Regions from separate parts of the Homo sapiens genome. Here region 2 is linked to region 1. Evidence: chromatin loops called from intact Hi-C (ENCODE). Cell type or tissue: heart right ventricle. All regions are shown on one strand. Links, peaks and the distances in the headings refer to the core of each region. The heading gives the core; the rest is flanking DNA.

The links. Hi-C counts contacts between places; a loop is a spot of excess contacts. Peaks named below come from ENCODE experiments on the same cell type or tissue, not always from the same donor. Only the 100,000 strongest peaks of a DNase experiment are listed, where the experiment ranks them.
Region 2: it touches region 1 in a loop (10-fold over the local background); 8 of 110 quality-filtered maps call a loop at or near these places.

What each region holds. Positions count from the first base shown.
Region 1 is chr5:155,187,965-155,198,545 of GRCh38, forward strand. No RefSeq gene overlaps it. Among named protein-coding and RNA genes, the nearest start is that of KIF4B, 180 kb to the left of the region's middle. In heart right ventricle, for the core only: no CTCF peak of the experiment used is centred there; DNase peaks (open chromatin) are centred at 5,208, 5,737 and 5,827; H3K27ac peaks cover 3,831 bases.
Region 2 is chr5:155,086,229-155,096,809 of GRCh38, forward strand. No RefSeq gene overlaps it. Among named protein-coding and RNA genes, the nearest start is that of KIF4B, 78 kb to the left of the region's middle. In heart right ventricle, for the core only: no CTCF peak of the experiment used is centred there; no DNase peak of the experiment used is centred there; H3K27ac peaks cover 5,244 bases.

The DNA of each region.
Region 1 (10,581 bases), core at 1,367-9,366:
CTATCTTGGTCTCCCAAAGTGTTGGGATTACAGATGTGGGCCCCTGTGCCAGGCCAAATTTACATTCCCACCAACAGTGTATGAGGATTCCCCTTTCTCCCCATCATTGCCAGCATCTGTTCTTGCTTGTCTTTTGGATACAAGCCACTTTAACTGGGGTGAAATGACATCTCATTGTGGTTTTGATTTGCAATTCTCTGATGATTAATGATGTTGAGTGGCTTTTTGTATACCCTTTGGCCATTTGTATATCTTGAGAAATGTCTGTTCAGATCTTTTGCCCATTTAAAAAATTGATTATTAGTTTTTTTTGCCATTGAGTTTTTTGACCTTATATATACTTGCTATTCATCTTTGTCAGATGAATAGTCTGCAAATATTTTTTCCCATTCTATGGGTTGTCACTTTACTCTGTTGATAGTTTCCTTTGCCGTTCAAAAGCCTTTTACCTTGATGTAATCCCATTTGTCTATTTTTGCTTTGGTTGCCTATGCTTTTAAGGTCTTATAGAAAAAAATCTTTGCCCAGACCAATGTCCTGGAGCATCTCCCCAATGTTTTCTTCTAGTAGTTTCATAGTTTCAGGTCTTAGATTTAAGTCTTTAATCCATTTTGATTTGATTTTTGTGTAGGGTGAGATATAGGGTTCTAGTTTCATTCTTCTGCATATAGTTATTCAGTTTCCCCAGCACCATTTATTGAAAAGATTGTCCTTTCCCCATTGTATGTTCTTGCCACCTTTGTCTATGATAAGTTGACTGTAAATGTGTGGATTTATATTTGGGTTCTCTATTCTGTTCCATTGGTCTGTATGTCTGTTTTATGCCAGTACCATGCTGGCTTAGTTACTATAGCTCTGTAGTAAATTTTGAAGTCAGGTAGGGTGATGCCTTAACTTTGTTCTTTTTGTTCAGGATTGCTTTGGCTATTTGTGTCTTTTGTGGTTCCATATACATTTTAGGGCTTTCCCCCCCCGTTTCTTTGAAGAATATCATTGGTACTTTAGGGATTGCCACTTGTTTTAGAATAAAAGTTTTAAGATCACTGCATTTTCACTTTCTAAGTCCTGCTCAAAGCTTTGCAGCAAATTATCTTTCCTTTACATAGGCGCTCCTCCACTTGCCAAAAGCTGGCCCTTTCCCACCCCTGTTTCCAGTGGAACACAAGCCAAGATGGTTTTCACCGAAAGTACTTTTTCACTTCCATCAGCATCTTTGATGATTATCATTAATAATGTCAGCTCAGCTCTGGAAACAGTCTGGGAAGTTAACCAGTTGATTTGCTTTCTCCCTCATTTTGTGGTTGTCTGGCTACCATAAAGGCAAAGTAGTCTGGAGGGTGACAGAGGTCTCTTGAAGGGGCAGCTGACAATTTAGAAGCATGGGTAATACAGTGATGAGTTTGAGGGTTACAGCTCCCCTGATCTCAATTAGAGTCAAGTTGAACCACACAGGGCAGTGGTTCTCCAATTTAAGTGTGCATCAGAATCACCTGGAGGGCTTGTTAAAATACAGATTACTGGGCTCTACTCTCAGAATTTCAGGTTCAGTCACTCTGGGATAGGGCTTGAGAATCTGCATTTTATCAAGTTTCTAGGTGATGCTGATGCTGGGCTTTGAGAATCACTGAGCTAAGGGAATTCACCTCTGTGTAGGGAGAGAGGAAATTGTGTGGGCAATTCAGTATGGCATTTCCTCAGTGAGCACATGCACAAGAGAGAGTGAGCAGCAGGAGGTACATTCCTCAGATTAGCGCAAAGCGGGCTGTCAAAGAAGTAGGAGCCAGGGTCTTCGTCTATGAGAAGATTGTAACTAATGCTGAGAAGAAAATGCCACTCATTCTGAAATAAATGCATACGTGAGGGTAAATTGTTCCTAGCGTTGAGTCAAAGGAGGGATATGGATGGAGAGAAAGAGAGGAATCTTAAGCCAGGCCACCTAGCAGTTGGCGGGACTTGGAGGAATGAAGACATCTGTGGTAGGGACAATGGCAGCAGTAAAATCTCAATGGCAGAGTTGAGCAAGCGGGGGCAGTTGTTATCAGGGGATTGGGTAATTAGGAACCTGGATGACTGGAGGAAAAAGACCAGTTTGGGGAGACAAAAGGAATAAATTTTGGAAACTGGCCAAATGGAAAGGAAGCGTAACAAGGTCTTGGGCCCTGGCGAGTGTAGATTGGATGGTGAGTCATATCTAATGTGGAGCACAATAGCTCCTTTCAGGAAGCAGTGTGAAGTTGTGCCTGAGCACTTGCTTACCGGAGAGGTGCATGTGTGCCTCAGGTTTCTCTTTCTGTTGAAACAGAAATTACCTTATGAATAGGACAAATAACCATAAACTCTAAGTAGTTATGCTTTTAAGCATTAAGGAAGAAGCATCTTTTATACAAACCAAAGGCAAGGGTTTCAATGTTAGCATTCTATAAAAAGGCTCTAGCATTTGAGTGAAGCAGGTGTCTTGAATGCTTTCATTTTTATGTATTTATTTTTAGTCTCAAATATTGTGATTTGGAAAACTGACTTTCACAACAGCCAAAGAGCAAATGAGGATTCTAATAATACTCTAATAGATATTTGCCTTTGATTCTAAAGTACAATAAAATAATGAAGACATTTGCTAACCTTCTGTATACCTCGTGGAATTTCTGAAGATGCTGAGAATTTGATAATAGGTAGTACAACTAAACAAATAACCCCCTAAACATAAATAGTGCCCAAAATTATTTTAAGGCAATAGCCCATTCAAATGATGTAAAATATGGAGTTTAATAATAATAAACATTTCAATAATATGATAATAAATGTGACCAACATTTTTAAGTGCTTATTCTGTGCCAGGCACTGTGTGTGTGTATGTGTGTGTGTGTGTGTGTTTGTGTGTGTTTTCATGCACACATGCTCCTTGGTGTGTATATGCACACACAAACACTTAAAAATAGCATTATTGGGGTATAATTACATATAATCTCTACTCACTGCACATGTATAATTTAATGATTTTAGTAAATTTATAAAGTTCTACAGGCATTGTCACAATCCAGTTTGAGAACATTTTCATCACCCCAGAATGTTTCCTTGTGCTTTTTGCTGTCAATCCCATTCCTATTCCCACTCCCAGCCCTAGACTGCTTAATTCTCTGTCTTTGTGCATTTGCCTTTTCTGGACATTGCAAATAAATGGAACCATACGATGTGTAATCTTTTGAGTCTGACTTCTTTCACATAGCAGAATGTTTTTGAGATTCATCCATATTGTACCATATATCCATAGTTCATTTATTTTTATTGCCAATAGTATTTCATTATATGGATATACAACATTTTCTTTGCCCATTCACCAGTTGATGGTCATTTGAATTGTTTCTAGTTTTGGATTATTATGAACAACACTGCTGTAATATTTCCTTATATGTCTTTGTATACACACAGAATTTTAGTTGTCCCAATTATCCTGTGGCTAGTACCATTACAATGTATTTTTCTCCAGAGAATAAAAAAATTTATAACTTGCCCAAGGTGATTGTATTAGTCCATTTTCATACTGCTATAAGAAGTATCCAAGACTGGGTAATTTATAAAGGAAAGATGTTTAATTGACTCACGGTTCCACATGGCTAGTGAGGCCTTAGAAAACTTAAAATCATGACAGATGGGGAATAGGTACGTCTTACATGGGGCAGGCAAGAGAGAGTACATGCAGGAAAAGCTACCATTTATAAAACCGTCAGATCTCATGAGAATTCTCTCACTCACAAGAACAGCATGGGGGAAACTGCCCCCATAATCCAACCACTTCCTTTCCTCCACATGTGGGGATTACAGGTCCCTCCCTTGACATGTGGGGATTAGAATTTGAGATGAGATTTGGCTGGGGATACAGAGCCAAACCATATCAGTGATAAATGCAACAGGAGTAATATTTTGAAAAAATATAGCATATGCTTTCTTTTTTTGCACTTGTGTATGCTTTACTGAATCCCCAAATTAGCCCCAAGTCATTCATCTACTTCAGTTTTAGGAAAATGATAGCAGACATGCAAAAATTTAAAACAGGTAATCAGCTTCTGACATTTAAAATAAGATTTAGGCTTCACAGTAAAATTGAAGCCAGGCTTTAGAAGGAAGAATGTAAGAAGAGAGAAAGAGAAGAGGATAGGAAATCTATTTATTTTATAGTATTTTTAGTATATCTAGAAGAAAACCTGCATGATTTAGATCATAGTTTCTTCCATAGTGTAGAGAAGAAACCTCTTCCATGTGTTGGCTAGGCTACAAGGCTTGCTGCCCCAAGTTGGAGGAGGATATACAAAATCTGATGAGAAAGCAGAAGCCTGATCCTTCAGGCCAGGGTGTTTGTGGGAAGAAGAGGAGAGTCAGCGGTGGGACTGTGGGTCCTGATCTCCCTACTGTGGATATTGGGCTGCAGCAAATGGGGATGATGGAATTAATTAAAGGAGTGACAATGTCAAGTTGGTTTGGATTCAAGGAACATTTAGGGCTCTGGGCAGAATTTACCTCTAGGCTGCCCTGCTCCAAACTGGAGTGGGGACAGTTTATCAAAGGACCCCTGGCCATCCCACATGATTAGGCAGAGAGAAGGTCAAGGTTTAGCTTTTCTAAATTGCCTTCAGTGTACTTGTGGCATGGAGGGAAGTGCCTGTGTGCTCCAGAGAGTGGATCCTGGAGGAGTTGGTCTGAGGAACACCAGCACTGCCTTACAGATAATGTGGGTGACTGTTTCTGAGACCAAGACTCAGCAGCTTTAGCAAGGGCTATGGCAAGACCAAATCAGCTGGAGAACCTATCCAGGCTATCATCGCAACCAGACTTTGGGGTGTGTTAGGCACTAATTTCAGCAACAGCATAACACCAGGAAGAGAACCAGTAACAGCCATGAGGTCCCCAACCAATTGGCTCATAACCAATGAGGAGCAGGAGATTAGGGGTTTTCCTGCCCCAGGGCTCGCACTAGAGTGAAGCAAGTGAGCACTAAGGTCACCAGATTTAAAGAGGGGCTCACTCTCAGGATTGTGCGAGTTCTTCCCAAATTCTGCATCTTACACACCTCACTTGCTGCATCCTAGTCTCAGCCCTGGTTACAACACTGCCAGGTTACATAAGTCCACCTCCCACATTTCTGGTCTTGGAGAGGAGCAGGGAAGCGGGTGGAAATCTATGACCGAACATTTATATTTAAAGTGAGTGAGTCTTACCTAAGGAATTTAAAATTACTGTGTCAGTTCAGGTTTGCTGAAGTGGACTCCATCTAGGTTTTATTGTTTGTTTGTTTGCCCATTTCCCGTTGCCCAGGAAGTGAGTGCTTCTGTCAAAGAGCAGGTCTGTTAGGGAGATAAATAGAGAAACACCATTTCCTTGGCACCTGGGAGAGCAATGTGAGTGAATTTGTGACCTATTTACATCCCAGTAGTGAGTCATGGGGCTGGGATTTGAAACCAAATTTGCATGACTCTGGAGCCCACTCTTTTCACTGCTGTCCTTTGGAGATAATAATAATAAGGATAATAGCTAACACGTTCTGAGAGCTCATTATGTGCCAGGCACTGTTCTAAGTGCTTCCTGTGGATTAACCCATTGAATCTTCATAATACCACATTGGTAGGTGCTAGTCTCATTTTACAGGAGAGGAAACTGAGATGCGAAGACATACAGTGACTTCCCCAAGGTCACACAGCACGAAAATGGTAGTGAGCCAGGTGCTCTGGCTGCAGAGCCCATGCTCAGAGCCACTTCAGCATGAGGGCAGTTGACTGAGATGATGCCATCTTACACAGAGCACTTTTCACTTTTCCAAGAGCTTTCACAGCATGGTCTTATTTTATCCTCATGATAGGCTTAGCAGTTAAATGAGGCAGGAGGTAAAATTGCCATTTTACGTATGAGGAAACAGTGATGCCAACAGCAGCTGAGGAACAGTGTGGGGGCTTGTACATGCCAGGGACACTGGGGACGAGTGTCAAGTGTGTGGAGGAATGTAGGGAGATAGCATAGAGCACTTTGAATGTCACGTCAAGGAGTTTGGCCTGGAAAGTTAAATACAGATTAGAGACTGAAAAGAAAAGATATTGAAGACGTACTTGAAGTTGACAATGTGTTTAAAAATTACTTCTCAATAGGGCTCTGTCTGGATCCTAAAAAAGAAAATTAAGAAGCTGCTGAATGTGTCAGCTTTCTTTTAAGTCCCATAAGCGTATTCTTCTTGTCATCAATTCTCATTAAAGGTTGGTTGAACCCAAAGAAGATGTCAGTTTTTCTAATTACTAAAGATATTTAAGGAATAATCTCCATCTTATGCTGTTAGATGAAGCAAATAAGTAGCAGTGGAGATTGATTAATGACCAAAGCAAACCTGAGGCAATCAATCACAAAAGTCATTTATTCCGAAGTATTTAATGGAGAAATGTTTTCCAAAAATGTGGCATGTGAGGTGGTTTTAGGTAATATCCAAAGTGAAATTTTTAATAGCTATAATTTTTATGTTATTATTAGAGGAATATTGGTTTTCTATTTATGGGAATTATATACTTAAATTTAAGCTTAAATGTCAAGTTGATTTAAAGGGAATAATATATAGGTGGTATATGAATATAGAAAAAACACAAAGATGGTATGCAAATGCTAAAATTTGGAGAATGCTGTATTAATGGAACAAAGACCAACTCATTACAAAACAACTCAAAGGTGAAGATAAAATATTTTACTCCCTTCCTATCCCCACTCCCAACTCTTTTTTAGAGTTTATATATATCATGCACCGTGCCAGATATTTTTCTGGCATCAACTCACTTTGTTTTACAACAGCCTGTCAGTTGCCACCTGAGAATTGTTCTCTCCTTATTCCTCAGTAGAAGAATGCTGATTGTATTGGGGTGGCAATAGCTCCCAGCGAAAAGACTATATTTCCAGGCTGCTTGGCAACAAGGCATACTGTGGGACTATATTCTGGTGCAGGAGCTGTTAGGTGGGAGTGTTGTGTGTAACTTCTAAGACTGGCTGTTTAAGTGATGCTAACTCATCTGGGAGAAGTACCCATTTGTCCTTTCCTTTTCCTCCTTCCTGCTGCCTGGAATGTCTTTGTGATGGCTGGAATTCCTGTAGCCATCTTGGACTATGAGGTAACTTTGAAGATGGAAACCAAGTGCTTGTATGATGGAGCAGAAAGAGAGAAGCAGCAAGAGGCCCTGATATTCATGTGAAGCTGGACCTTCCCTGGACTGTGTACCTCATATCTCTTTTACCTGGGATAGAAACAAATTTCTATCTTTTAAAACTTCCATTATTTGAGGTTTTTAGTTAAAGCAGCCAAGCTGAATACTGTTGATCCAAGATGAAATATCAATTTATAAAGCTTTTGATGTAAGTAACTAAACAAAACTTATGGAAGCTTCAACATAGGTACGTATTTTTCCCACATGAAACAGTGCAGAAGTATGTGGCTGTTTAATGATGTCATCCAGAGCCCAAGTTCTCTCAACCTTCTGTTCTTTGACCCTTAGAATATTGGCCTTAATCCTAATGCTTGACAACTCATGGCTGCAAGATGGCTGCTACAGCTCTAGGCATTATGTCCACAGAGCAAGCAAGAAGGATGAGGAAGCACCAAAGTTCTGCTCCTCACAGGCTTTGTCTTTTTATGTGGGAAGAGAATTCCTCCTGAGCCTAGTTCCCTTAATATCTCATACAGAACTGCATCTCCTATGTCTGTGGTGGGATCCACCTTCTTGAAATCAATGGGTCTCTGTTAACCACTGAAATACACTGGGATTCTGTTACTAGGAAAGAAGGAAGTGGGGAGAGGCTGTGGATAGGCCACAGACAGTGAGGAAAGCAAGGCTTACAAATGCTGCGACATGCCAATATTACATAGCCAGTTTGTGGAAAACTAGATTTTGAATGAAGCTTGAACTTCCAAACCTGGGGTCTTAATTGCTATGACAAACTCTCAGGAAGTTTTCAGACACCTTTACTTTCCTTTCTTCAAATTTTGTTTTTAGAATCTCTGTCAGAGATTTTCTATGGGAAGTCCTAGGTTTCACAGCATGTGGAATTGAGAGACAAGAAAGATCCCTTCCAACTTAAGCTTCTAGAGCAGCTCTGTCTAATAGAACTTTTGAAATGGAAATGTTCTATGCTGTGCTAATACAGTAACCACTACCCACATGTGGCGATTTAGGACCTGAAATATGGCAATTGTGACTGAGGAATGGAATTTTTAATTTCATCTAATTTTAATTTAAATAGCCACATGTGGCTAGTAGCCACTGTATTGAACAGCACAGTTCCAAAGCTTCAAATTATTTGTTCTCAAAATTCTAAGATTCAACCTAAATGCTAAGAATCAACAAAATTCCACCGCCAAAACAGAACTTTTTGTTTTCAAGAAGTAATGGCCCACTGCTGCTTTGTATGAGATGGTGTTAAAGGCCAGCAGACATAATAGTTTTATGAAGGAAGTTCAGTGTGGATATAATCATGTTATAAATAAATATTGGTACATAGAATCTGCCTGCTAAAAATACTGATTTATGGAACTTCAAGTTTGCTTACAGCAAATCAAGCTTGTATTTCTGAAGTGTCAGGAGGACAGCTCTTTGGCCCAAGAAGAAAAAACCTACAGCAAGCAGAGCTAGAGAGTGGGGGCATGGGTTAGCAGGGGAAAGCAGTGAGTCTCCTATTAGTTCTGAGGCAGAGCTGGTGGTATTATTATTGCTACAAAAGCCTATAATGACTTTCCCCTGAGCCAATAGTAAGTTCAGATCTTGTTTTCTAGGACCCAGTTAGTTTAAATGCTGTATTGTGTGTGTGTGTATACACATACACACACACACACACTTTTTTTGATTTATTATTTTTTAATTCTGTATATTATGATGTTTTGAGATCTGTATGATTATATCCCCCAAAAATTCATATTTTGGAATCCTAACCCCATTAGTTATTGAGGGTGGAGCCCTCATAAATGGCATTAGTGTACGATATAGTTTGGATATTTGTCCCTGCCCAAATCTCTTGTTGATTTGTAATCCCCAGAGCTAGAGGTGGGGCCTGGTGGGAGGTGTTTGAGTCATGGGGGCGAATCCCTCAAGGCTTGGTGCTGTCTTCATGATAGTGAGTTTCTGCAAGATCTGGTCTTTTAAAAGTGTGTGGCACCTCCCTTCAATTCTCTTTCTTGCTCCTGATTTTGCCATGTGACATGCCTGCTCCCACTTCACCTTCTGTCATGAGTAAAAGCTTCCCAGAGCCCTCCCCAGAATCAGATGCTGGTGCCATGCTTCCTGTACAGCCCGCAGAGCTGTGAGCCAATTAAACCTCTTTTCTTATAAATTACCCAGCCTCAGGTATTTCTTTATAGCAATGCAAGAATGGCCTAAGACAGTGTCCTTATAAAAGAGGCCCAAGAGAGACCATTTGCCCCTTCCACCATGTGAGGTTATGGTGAGAAAACCAGCTTTCTGTGAAGCAGAAGATGAGCCCTCACTAGACACTGTATCTGCCTGTTCCTTGATCTTTGACTTCCCAGCCTCCAGAACTGTGAGAAATAAGTTTCTGTTGTTTATAAGTGTTTTGGTTTATGGTATGTTATAGCAGACTGAATGGACTAAGACAGCATCTTAGAAAAACTTTTCTGGCTCAGGAGTGACTAAACCCTCCAGGGACTTCTCAGAGATAGCAAGTGTTCAGCCAGGAGCGTGCCTTTGATAGGCAAACTAACCAATCCAGAGCCACCCCTCCTGTCTCTGGCCTGTACACCCAGGAGACAATACTCCTCTGCCGTAATCATCCCAGAAACAAGTACCAGCCAACTAGGACCCCATCTCCACTATCATTTAGAACCTGCTAAAATTATTCAGACTCACCAAATGCTAAACTATTTGCCTTGTCTTGTCTTTCCCATGGAAACCCCGACAAAAGCTCTGGTCTAGTGCCTTTCCCTTGATCCTGTCTCCTGCCTCCTGACCCTCCTGATGTCTTTCCATTGTGGTCCTGGGTGACATGCCATGCTTCCTATCTCCAGGACCTATGAATATAACAAATTTTGTTTTCCTGAGCCTCTCCTCTGTCTCCTCTTGTGGCCACATCCAAGTTACCATATCACAAAAGAAAATGAAACAAATGCTTTGCCCTAATATTGTGTCTAGGCCAGGTGTGGTGGCATTTTGGGAGGCCGAGGCGGGCAGATCACCTGTGGTCAGGAGTTTGAGCCCAGCCTGGCCAACACGGCGAAACCCCGTCTCTACTAAAAATACAAAAATTAGATGGGTGTGGTGGTGAGCACCTGTAATCCCAGCTACTTGGGAGGCTGAGGCAGGAGAATCACTTGAACGTGGGAGGTGGAGGTTGCAGTGAGCTGAGATTGTGCCACTGCACTCCAGCCTGGGCGACAAGAGCAAAACTCCATCTTAAAAGAAAAAAAAAATATATTGTGTCTAAAGAGATGAGGCTATTTTAACATGAGTCCATCTTATAGCAACTGAAGTGAACTGTACCTTGGAAAAGCAAGCAATTTTGTCTTTTGCATCTGTTAATTTGGTTCAGGAGGAAAAAACACTTCTGGGTAATTTAGTT
Region 2 (10,581 bases), core at 1,455-9,454, 100 kb before region 1:
ATCACTTGGGCACCTTGTTACAATGCAGATTCTGATCCAGTAGGTCTGGGATGGTGCCCGAGATTCTTCATTTCTAATAAGCTCCCAGGTGATGCTGGTGCTGCCATGCGCCACCCCATGAGAAACTAGAGCTTGAAGGATAATTTGAGGGGATAGAGGACTCTAAAACTTTGAGAAGTTTCATCAAATGTTAAGCCGACCCAGGAACTGGTGCTTGTCTTGCCCCAGCTTCTGACTTAGAAGGAGAGTGTCGTAACTATGGAAACACCAGTGCAAGATTAGGCAGAGCTGGATTCAAATCCAATCTACCTAACTGTGAGTTTGGCAAATTGCTGATCTTCCCTAAGTCTCAGCTTTCCCAGCTATAAAACGGGGCTTTCACATCATGGGAGGTTGTGAGGACTAAAGGAGATTAAAGCAATTTTTATCGCTGTTCTACAATGTAAGCTCCTTTCCGCTCTCCAGCTTTCTGATCAGTCTCAGGTTTAAAGTCAAAAAATCTTCTTTTTTTTTTTTTTTGAGATGGAGTCTCACTCTGTTGCCCAGGCTGGAGTGCAGTGGCGCAATCTTGGCTCACTGCAGCCTCCGTCTGACCTCGAGTGATCCACCCGCCTCAGCCTCCCAAAGTGCTGGGATTACAGGCTTGAGCCATCAGGCCCGGCCATCTGCGTTTTAATATAATAATATACTATTGGTAGGTTTCATGTCCACATGTAGAGACCGTTCATTATTATTTTAATGGCTATCCATTTAGAGTAGACATCTAAAGACAAAATCTGCTGTCTGGATTCAGTTCACCTTTCAGAAAGGAATATGCCAGGCTGTGGAGAACAGCATTCCGGAACCTTCCTCTTGGTTTCCTCAGGAGCCTGCATTTCCAAACATCTCCAGGTGACGTAGCATGAAGAAGGCCGAGAGGGTCAGCAATGCCCCAGGGGAATCCAGAGGGCTGCTGGAAGCTCACTGTGGGGGAGATCCCAGAGTAAGATTCTCATCCAAGGACAATCTGAGACCAGAGGACATCCGAGGTATCTGCAGGCATGAGTCTGCAGATTGAGTCATGGAATGAAAAATGTTGAGTGAGGTAAAAGCCCAAGGCAAAAAGATAATGAACTCAACTTTCTGCAACTTCTTTTCCCAGCAGGAACCCCTAAATGAATTGCCAGGTCTCTTTAAGACTGGCTCTTCATGGCCTTTTAATGCCTGCAGCTGCTGTGGGGAGGAAGGCGTTCAATTATCAATTCATTCCTCAAGTCAGCAAATACTTATGGAGCTCCTACTATGCGCCAGACACTTTTCTGGGTACTGGGATGTTGTGGTGAACAGGATAAACAAGATCCCTGCTCTTACAGATGGTACAGGCAAGTTGGAGAGAGAATGTATACTGAAGCCAAAACAGGATAACTCCAGCTGGCAAGAAGTGCCAGGAACAGAGTGGACGAAGCAGGGTTACCTGGTGGAGAGCGACTGGGGCTCTTTAAGGTAATCAGGACAGGCTTCTCTGAGGAGGGGGGATTTCAGCTGAGCTATGAAGGATGTCTGGGTTTCTTTTGAACCAAAGTCTGCCTCTCCTTCTGAAGCTATAATGTTGGAGACTCCTCTTCCTTGCAGGAGCAAGGCCTTCAAGTATTCTAGGCGTGGGTGTGCCCTTTAGACCCCCAGTCTTCTCTTTTCCAGACAAGCATTTACAGTTCTTTCAGCTGTTGCTCATGTGACCCAATTTAGCTCCTCTCAAAATGCTTAATTAATTCTATGTATATATATATATATATATATATATTTTTTTTTTTTTTTCTTTTTTAAAAAACTCTGCTTACAATCTAATATATGTATATTTTAAATCTGGTGTCCAGATGAAACATTGTGTATGACCACTACAAAAAGACTATTAAGTCCTTGTACTGCATGCTGCGTTTTTATTCATTCAGCCAACATTTTTTAAAAATTTGGTTCGGTGCATCACCTTGTTTTTTTAATTGAGCCTGCAGTCAAATAAATTACCTAAGTCCTTTATGCATATTGGAACTTGTGCCATATTATTTTGGAAAGTCAATGCAGAGGCTTACATTTATTTGTATTAAATGTAATCTTGTTAGTTTTGGCCTAATTTTTTAAGCTGGTCTGGATCTTTTTGCTTTCTGATTCTGTTAATATATTTCCTTTTCTAAATAATTTACCAAGAAGGCTGAGAGGATATCCTGGGGGAGGGACGACAGCAGCTTGGCCTAAGGGCGGTAGGAATGTAAACAGAAAGACAAGGATGGATTCAGGCTGTATTTGGAGGGCAGACTGATGGGTTGGAGGTAGTAAGGGAAAGAGAGAAATTGAGCATAATTCCTGGGTTTGGGGTCTGAGCAACAGGACCAATATATTGCCACTAATTGAAATGGGGAAGACTGGGTAGGGGGCATATTTGCAAGGAAAAATTATTTCACTCATTGGGATAATAGTAATTTTTGTTTTTTCCCCTATTTTCTTTATTTCCAAGTTATTAACACTAATATCTTGGGGCAAGAAAATGAAGGTTGTGAAGGTGAGTTCTGATTATTGAATTCAGAACAAGATGTGAAGGATGAGGCAGAAGCGGCTCCGGACATGTAGAAGGGTGCAGACATTTGCTTTCTAAACCAGGCTGTAAAAACCAGTTCTGTATTCCTTGCAAAAGCAGAGACTCAGAGGTGATCCTATTGAGTTACACAAATTTCTGATGGGAATAGAAATAAAAGATGTTCCCAGTCTCTTTCAGCTTTTATCAAATACAAGAACCAGAGGGCATAATCCAAGCTAAGGAAGGATTGAGCCCTGAGGAGTTGCAGAGGAGTGTGTTAACCAGAAGCAGTTCATCCTTGGCATATACTTATAGGAGGGAGCAATAAAATAGCATAAATGCTTTTGAAATAGATTTTATATTTAGAAAACAGAAAGTTGGGACATAGGTATCATTTTTATTGCCAGGTTCTAGCCCTTGGTTTGCTGTAGGACCTTTGCCAAGAAATTTTCCTTGTAATCACAGAATCCTGGTGTACTAAAGGGAAGGGGCTTTACAGATCCATCTTGTGCTGCAGGGTTTTTAATCAGGGGAGCACACTGGAATCATATGGGGGATTTTTCTCTAATACTATTTTTTTCTTTTTTGAGATGGAGTCTTGCTCTGTCACTGAGGCTGGAGTGCAGTGGTGTGATCCCAGCTTACTGCAACCTCTGCCTCCTGGGTTCAAGTGATTCTCCGCCTTAGCCTCCCCAGTAGCTGAGACTACAGGCACACCACCACGTCCAGCTAATTTTTGCATTTTTAGTAGAGACAGGGTTTCACCGTGTTGGCCAGGCTAGTCTCAAACTCCTGACTTCAAGTGATTGGCCCGCCTTGGCCTCCCAAAGTGCTGGGATTACAGGTGTGAGCCACCATGTCTGTCCTCTAACACTATTTAGACCAGGATTTTGCTACCTTAGATCTTGCTGTTGGGTTGAGCATATTATTTTGAAGAGTTTCCCAAGTCACTTGATGCATATTACCCATCAAAGATCCCTGATCTGGTGTAACCACCTCATTATAGAGATGAAGAAACCAAGACTTGGAGAGATTAAGAGGCTTGACCAGTGGCTCACAGAGAAGTAGAGCAATCACCCTGTGAGTCATCTTCCTCTGCAGAGAAAATGTGATAAAATGACACTATTTTATTTCTTTATGCCATCTTTCAGCAACTAAACATGAAACAATTAACAACTAACTAGATCTAGTAATGTGTAGCTCTGAAAACAGAGTCGAGTGAAAAAGTGAGAAATTGAATGAGATTTATATAAATTAAACAACACAGAGTTTTGCATTTTACAAACCTACATACATATTTAAGGGTCTGTGTCAAACACATTAGACTGGGTGTCTGTTGGAAGAGAAGGGTATGGGAGAAGCTTCTGGGGATAAAAAATTAATACCCAAGAGAGGGGGTCATCTTAACTGATAAGTATGTTCTATGAATTGAGGTTTGAGATTTTTTAATTCTCTGAACTCAAAGTATTAGAAAAAAAATCTATAACCAAGAAACGAATGGATAAGCAAAATGTGGTATATACATATAATGGAATATTATTCAGCCATAAAAAGGAATAAAATTCTGATACATGCTACAACATGGATGAACTTTGAAGACAGTACACTAAGTGAAGTAAGCCAGATGCAGGAAGGTAAATATTATGTGATTCCACTTATATGAAATATCTAGAATAGGAAATTTATAGAGATAGAAAATAGATTAGAGGTTTCTAGGGGCTGAGAGAATGTGCAAAGGGCAGCTATGGTTAAAGAGTTAATGGTTAGAGGCCGGGCATGGTGGCTCACGCCTGTAATTCCAGCACTTTGGAAGGCTGAGGCAGGTGGATCACATAAGGTAAGGGGTTCAAGACCAGCTGGGCCAACATGGTGAAACCCTGTCTCTACTAAAAATATAAAAATTAGCTAGGCGTGTTGGTGAGCACCTGTAATTTCAGCTACTAGGGAGGCTGAGGTAAGAGAATCACTTGAACCCAGGAGGCAAAGGTTGCAGTGAGCTGAGATCGCTCCATTGCACTCCAGCCTGGGTGACAAGAGCAAAACACTGTCTCAAAAAAAAAATATATAATAATTTAATGGTTACAGAGTTTCTATTTGAAGTCATGAAATGGTTTTGGAAATAGATAATGGTTATGGTTGTACAATATTTTGAATGTAACTAATACCACTGAATTGTACACTTAAAATATTTAAATTGGCAAAATTTATGACATATATTTGTCCACAATTTAAAAAATGATGTAATACACAAAATCCACTGAATTTTATACTTCAAATGGGTGAATTGTATGATATGTGAATTATATCCCAATATAGCTGCTAAAAATGTGCAAACATGATTTTCTTTGGCTTTATGTTCTTCTGTGGAAAAATGGAAGAACTTAAGAGGAAGGGAAATAACATTTACTCAGCTAAGCACTGTGATAGGTGCAAGAGCTACATTCCCTTCTCTACAGTACTGTAGCTTGAATGTTCAGGGTAAGCTTCTGTGTTGGACATTTCTGGCAGCTTGACATTTTTCTGGCAATGCAAAGATTTGATAAGGTTTGAGAACTGGGAATTTGTCATATAAATAGTAGCTATTAAGTACTTCAAGTTTGTGTCTACTTGGCACAGGACACGGTTGTCCATGCTATTTGAAAAAAAGAAGTGTGAACAGGCCTGCAATCCTTCCATTTTAGCTTTTGGCAGACAGTGACTTTGGCATGAGAAGAGTGTACGGTATGTAATAAGATTTAAGTTGTTTGCCACAGGGCATTTGAAAAATGCAGTTGGGCAGGAACAGATGCTTGAAGAGTTATTAATTATGCTGAAATTTTCAGAGGTCCCCCAAATTTCTTTTAGCCATTTCCTCCTCTCAGTCCTGAAAGTAAGTTGAGAAGTAAGTTTAATACTGTTAATTTTTCAGACCTCTACTCTCTGGAGAATAAGGCGGATAGTTGATAACTTTTTTTTTAATTGGCAAGAGAAGTTTAAGTGAGCTCTTTCAGTCTTGAAAATAAGTTTTGATTTTTATAGGTTGAGATCAGTTCCTACTTCATTTAAACTCTTTTCATCCAGTCTTAATTATATCCATGTATCTCACAGAGGCTCATCCTCTAGTCTTATGGAATTATCATTCCAGCCAAAAGTGTGGGTGGGAACTGCCATTTCCAGTGACTGACAAAAGAGCATTTATTCTATTGCCTTGCCCAGTGAAAAGCTAGTGGCCTAGCCACTACTGGTCATTTGCATGCATAGTGGACCATTTCATTAAGAATTTCATTAAGATGGTAATGTTTAATGTTTCCTGGGAAAAATGAGCTTTTGGCTTATTCAATTATATAATTAAAGCCAGAGAATTAGGGGAGATTGCAAACTGCTTGCATAATGTGGGCAAGTATAATGATAAAACTTGTAAATAAGTTCAAAAGAGTCAAGCTCTGCATGAATCCTGAAGCTGAATCATATAAGGAGGGTGTGTATGTGGAAAATGTGAGCTGAAAAGTGCACCAGAGTTTAATCCTGGTGTCTACCCGCTGAGCTCCTTGATCTCTGAGTCTTTGCTGGGAGATGGATAGTAGAACAGAGTCAGGGCTGGGGACTGATTGGTTGGGTTCCAGAAAGTTCCAGGAGCACACTTTAGTTTCTCTATAGGTAGTAACTTTCTATATAGAACTGAAATAACAATGGCATAGGTATACAGGATTTCTTAACTGGTGGCCAGGTTTCTCTAATGGTGTTTTCCTTTCCTTGCCTCTGAGGTGACATCATCCTTACCCTCTTCCTGAATTTCTTCTAGCCTACAAAACAGGATGTTCTGCCATTTCGAAAGTACTAAGAAAGCTGTTTCTGCCCTTTCTTTCAATTTTTTACCTACTTTTCTCTAAGGAAGGTAAAGTCATAAAATGGTTTAGTGAGGTGGAGCTAACTTTCCTGAAGGATTGAGGAGGTGTGGAAAAATTCAATATTGCACATAATATGTATGATTCATATGTGAATATTGGACTTTCCTTTTCTTTAAAAATATTCCCTAAGCCATGTGTGCCCTCAGTGGTTCCAGCCTTCCCCTTTTCTTCACCTCCACTCTTCCAACCATGGAAAGCATGCCTTTCACTTTATTGTGCAGAACAATTAGGTCCTCCCTAGCTCCTACATCCTAACTTGGCTCTGAGGTTTTTTTGTTTTTGTTTTTGTTTTGTATAACCAAAGGCCCACGAACTATGCTTTTTCTCTCTTCCCCATGATTCCTGTAAGGTCTATGTCAAGAAGAGAGGTTGTTACTGTCTGTGTGTTTGGCCTGCATTGATGTGCTTGAGACCTAGGGAATCTAACACATGAGAAAGAACCAAGGGAAATGTGTTCTATGCTCTTCTCTGATCTTCTGGTAACTTTCAAAAGCCAAATACCAGTAGGTTACTCACTTTTTGCAAAATATATGTTTTCGCCAGTTCCAAGACCCCATTTAAAATAATCAGAGAGCTTTAGGGTTCTGGGGTAACAAAAAGGACATCCAGTGATCTTACTTTCTGCATCTTAGCTTTTACTGACTTTTGTAAACCTAGGACGTGTCACAGGAGCCAAAACGAAGACAGTCTCAAGCCCAGCTTAGAGAATCAGTGAGACCACTGTTTAAGTCCTGGTTCTCCACTGCTTAGCTGTGTTTCATCTAAGTTCCCTCATGTGTAAACATGGACATGATAGTTTCTACCTCCTGAGGTTCTTGAGAGGATTAAATGAGATACTATTTGTAAAGCACATAGCAGAGCAATTGATCTTTCAACAAATGGGTTCCTAGTATTACATTTCTTAATAAGCCTTATATAAAAGAGACAAGAACATCTCTTCCCACTACGCCATTTCTCCATACCCTCCTGGTTTTAACCTCCTCCAATTACCAGAATAACAAGGGAGTAGCTGGCCTGCTATGGGATCTTTGCCTCTAATGCAGAGGTGTTCACCTTCTTGTGTCTTTTTTGGGAGCTCTTGGCCTTCAGGTTGATGGTGATGTAAGGGGCTATTAGTTGGAGCCTGCCTTTTCTAATAGGAGTCTTCCTATTAGAAGACAGACACATTCAAAAGTTATGTACATTCTACAGGTGTGCTAAAGGAAAGAGGAAAGTAAGTCTAAGACAAGAGGCATGCAGGTATAATCAGTAAATTTTTTGAAATGGGTAAGCACGAATAGTATGACAGAGGCTATAGCTACTTAATTAAAGAAGCTGTTTCACAGAGGCTGAAGCAGAAATATTGCTTGAGCCCAGAAGTTCAAGGCTGTAGTGTGCCATGATGATGCCTGTGAATGGCTACTGAACTCCAGCCTGGGCCACATAGAAAGATCCCATCTCTTAAAATAATTAAAAAATTAAAAAGAAGCTGTTTTAGTTCAGTTGCTTACTTCTAGAGAATCATGGGAAGCATTAGTACAGAATAAAATAGCTTTAATTACATGTAAAGTTTTCAAGATGGGCTAAACTTGGATTCTTTACCATCTTTCTCTCTTATGTCCGGTCTTCTGCCTGGGGGGTGGGTAGAGGTGGTATTTAAAGGAATACTTTGATGACAACATTAAAAGTTGACACTCAAAGAGGACAGTGATACTTTTACCTCTTTTTCTTATAATACATAAGCTGCAATTAATAACTGAATCTAGATGATTACTGGGTTGGTACTAAAGTATTTGAGTGAATTCAGTGAAGGCTATCAAAAAATTGAATGGTAAAGTTAGAGATTTTATCAATTAAAGGAATGATTAATATTTTAGATTGAATAGGAAAAAAAGGTTCTCATGAACAATACCAAAATCTAGTACCAGGCCTTTACTGGGGCTAAAAATACTTGTTTGAAACTGTGCCGTGTACATACTGACACTGAGTTGGCAGCATTGTGTAATGCAGTGTGTTCATGTTCTTGCTACACTGTGGCTTTGGCTATTTTAGGGTGATCTTTCTTTGTAGAACCTAAGAGAGCATAGGAATTCAAATTGTTTGTTAACTTGTTGCTTTCCCAGGCCTTTCTAAAACAACAATGATGGTGATAAAGGATGCTTAAAGCCTTGTAAATTCCCATCCCAATCATGTGTTCTATCAAGATGTCACCTGTTAGACTCCATGTGTCAATTAGCCAAAAAATGTTAAGAAAATTCTTACATCCCAGTTCTGTTTCTGTCTAAAGGCAGATTTTGGATTTCAGGTATGTAGGCTCCTACTTTGTGCCTAGAATTGGGCTGAATGCTGCTCAGGTAATAATTCAGGTGTGGGGTGAAGCTACAGTAGGCAATGATGATGGCAGAGAGAAGGAAGAACAATGAATTTGAGAAAGTGAGGTAAGAAGTGACAGAATTTGGAGCTGAAGGCTATCATCCTTAGCTAACTAACACAGGAACAGAAAACCAAATACTGCATGTTCTCATGGATAAATGGGAGCTAAATGATGAGAACTCTTGAACACAAAGATGGGAACAACAGACGCTGGAACCTACTTGAAGGCGGAGGGTGGAAGGAGGGAGAAGATCAGAAAAAATAACTACTGGGCTGTGCACGGTGGCTCACGCCTGTAATCCCAGCACTTTGGGAGGCTGAGGCAGGCCAATCCCTTGAGGTCAGGAGTTTGAGACCAGTCTGGTCAACATGGTGAAATCCCATCTCTACTAAAAATACAAAAATTAGCCGGGTATGGTGACGCATGCCTGTAATCCCAGCTACTTGAGAGGCTGAGGCACAAGAATCACTTGAACCAGGGAGGCAGAAGTTGCAGTGAGCTGAGATCGCACCATTGCACTCCAGCCTGGGAAACAGAGAGAAACTGTCTCAACAAAAAAAAAAAAGAAAGAAAAAAAGAAAAAAAAGAAAAAAAAAACTATTGGGTACTAGGCTTAGTGATGAAATAATCTGTACAACAACCCCAATGACATGAGCTTACCTATAAAACAAACCTGCACATGTACCCCGAACCTAAAATAAAAGTTAAAAAAAGTGACAGAATTTGATTAAAAAAAATTGGTGTAATTTATTAGAGCCCCATAATGATATTTTTTTCACAGCTGATGTGGGTGTTATTAATAACATATAGTTTAAAATGGAATTACCTGAAGTTGTTAGCTCTCAACAATGGGCTGATAAATGAGTTATTATAGAATTTAAAATATGAAGAATATTTTCCTAAAGAACTGACACCAACATGAAAGCCTACATAACAACACACAGATAAGTCCAGGCTGACATACTGTGTTTGCTGTTTCATACTACTAATGAGGTGGTGGAGAAACTGGAGAAAGATGTTTCAACACCCAGAGTCAGAAGCATAGGATGTTGTATTTGAAGGTCCTTTGAAACCATCTTCTAGATCAGAGGTTGGCGAATCTTTTCTGTAAGAAAACAGATAATAAATATTTTAAGCTTTGCGGGCCATATAGTTTTTGTCTCAGTGACTCAACTCTACCCAGGTGTTGTAAAAGCAGTCATGGACAGTTTATAAATGAATGGGCATGGCTGTGTTCCAAAGCGACTTCATTTACAAAAATAGTGTGTGGATTTAGCCCATGGATTAGGCTGCAGTTTGCTGACACTGCTCTAGGTAAATTCCTCCATTTTACAGACGGGAAAACTGAGTCGAATCAGTGTGTATTTAAAATACTTAGCATGGTGCCTAGCACATAGTAAATATTCAACAAATGATAGTTATTTTTATTATTGGGAGGGTCTTTGCCTAAAAGTGATACAGGGAGTGGTGAGCTATAAAAGTATTGTCAACAATGACAACAATGATAGTATGCTTATTTGTCTATGTTAAATACACATACTTTTTTTTTTTTAATTTGAAGGATCTTTTTCTCTGTGAGGAGCCATTTGAATTTGGTGTCTCTCCTCCTTTTTAAAAAATAAAAACTGTAATATGTTAAACATAACACCGTTCTTCAAAATTCAGCTACATCATCCTACTTGCTAACTGTTCCAATTCCACATTCTAATCCACAGGCCATATCCCTGGACTCTTAGGTAAGCATCTGAGATCTCTGTTATTTTAGAATATGGTCTCTTTTTCTCCCTTCCTCT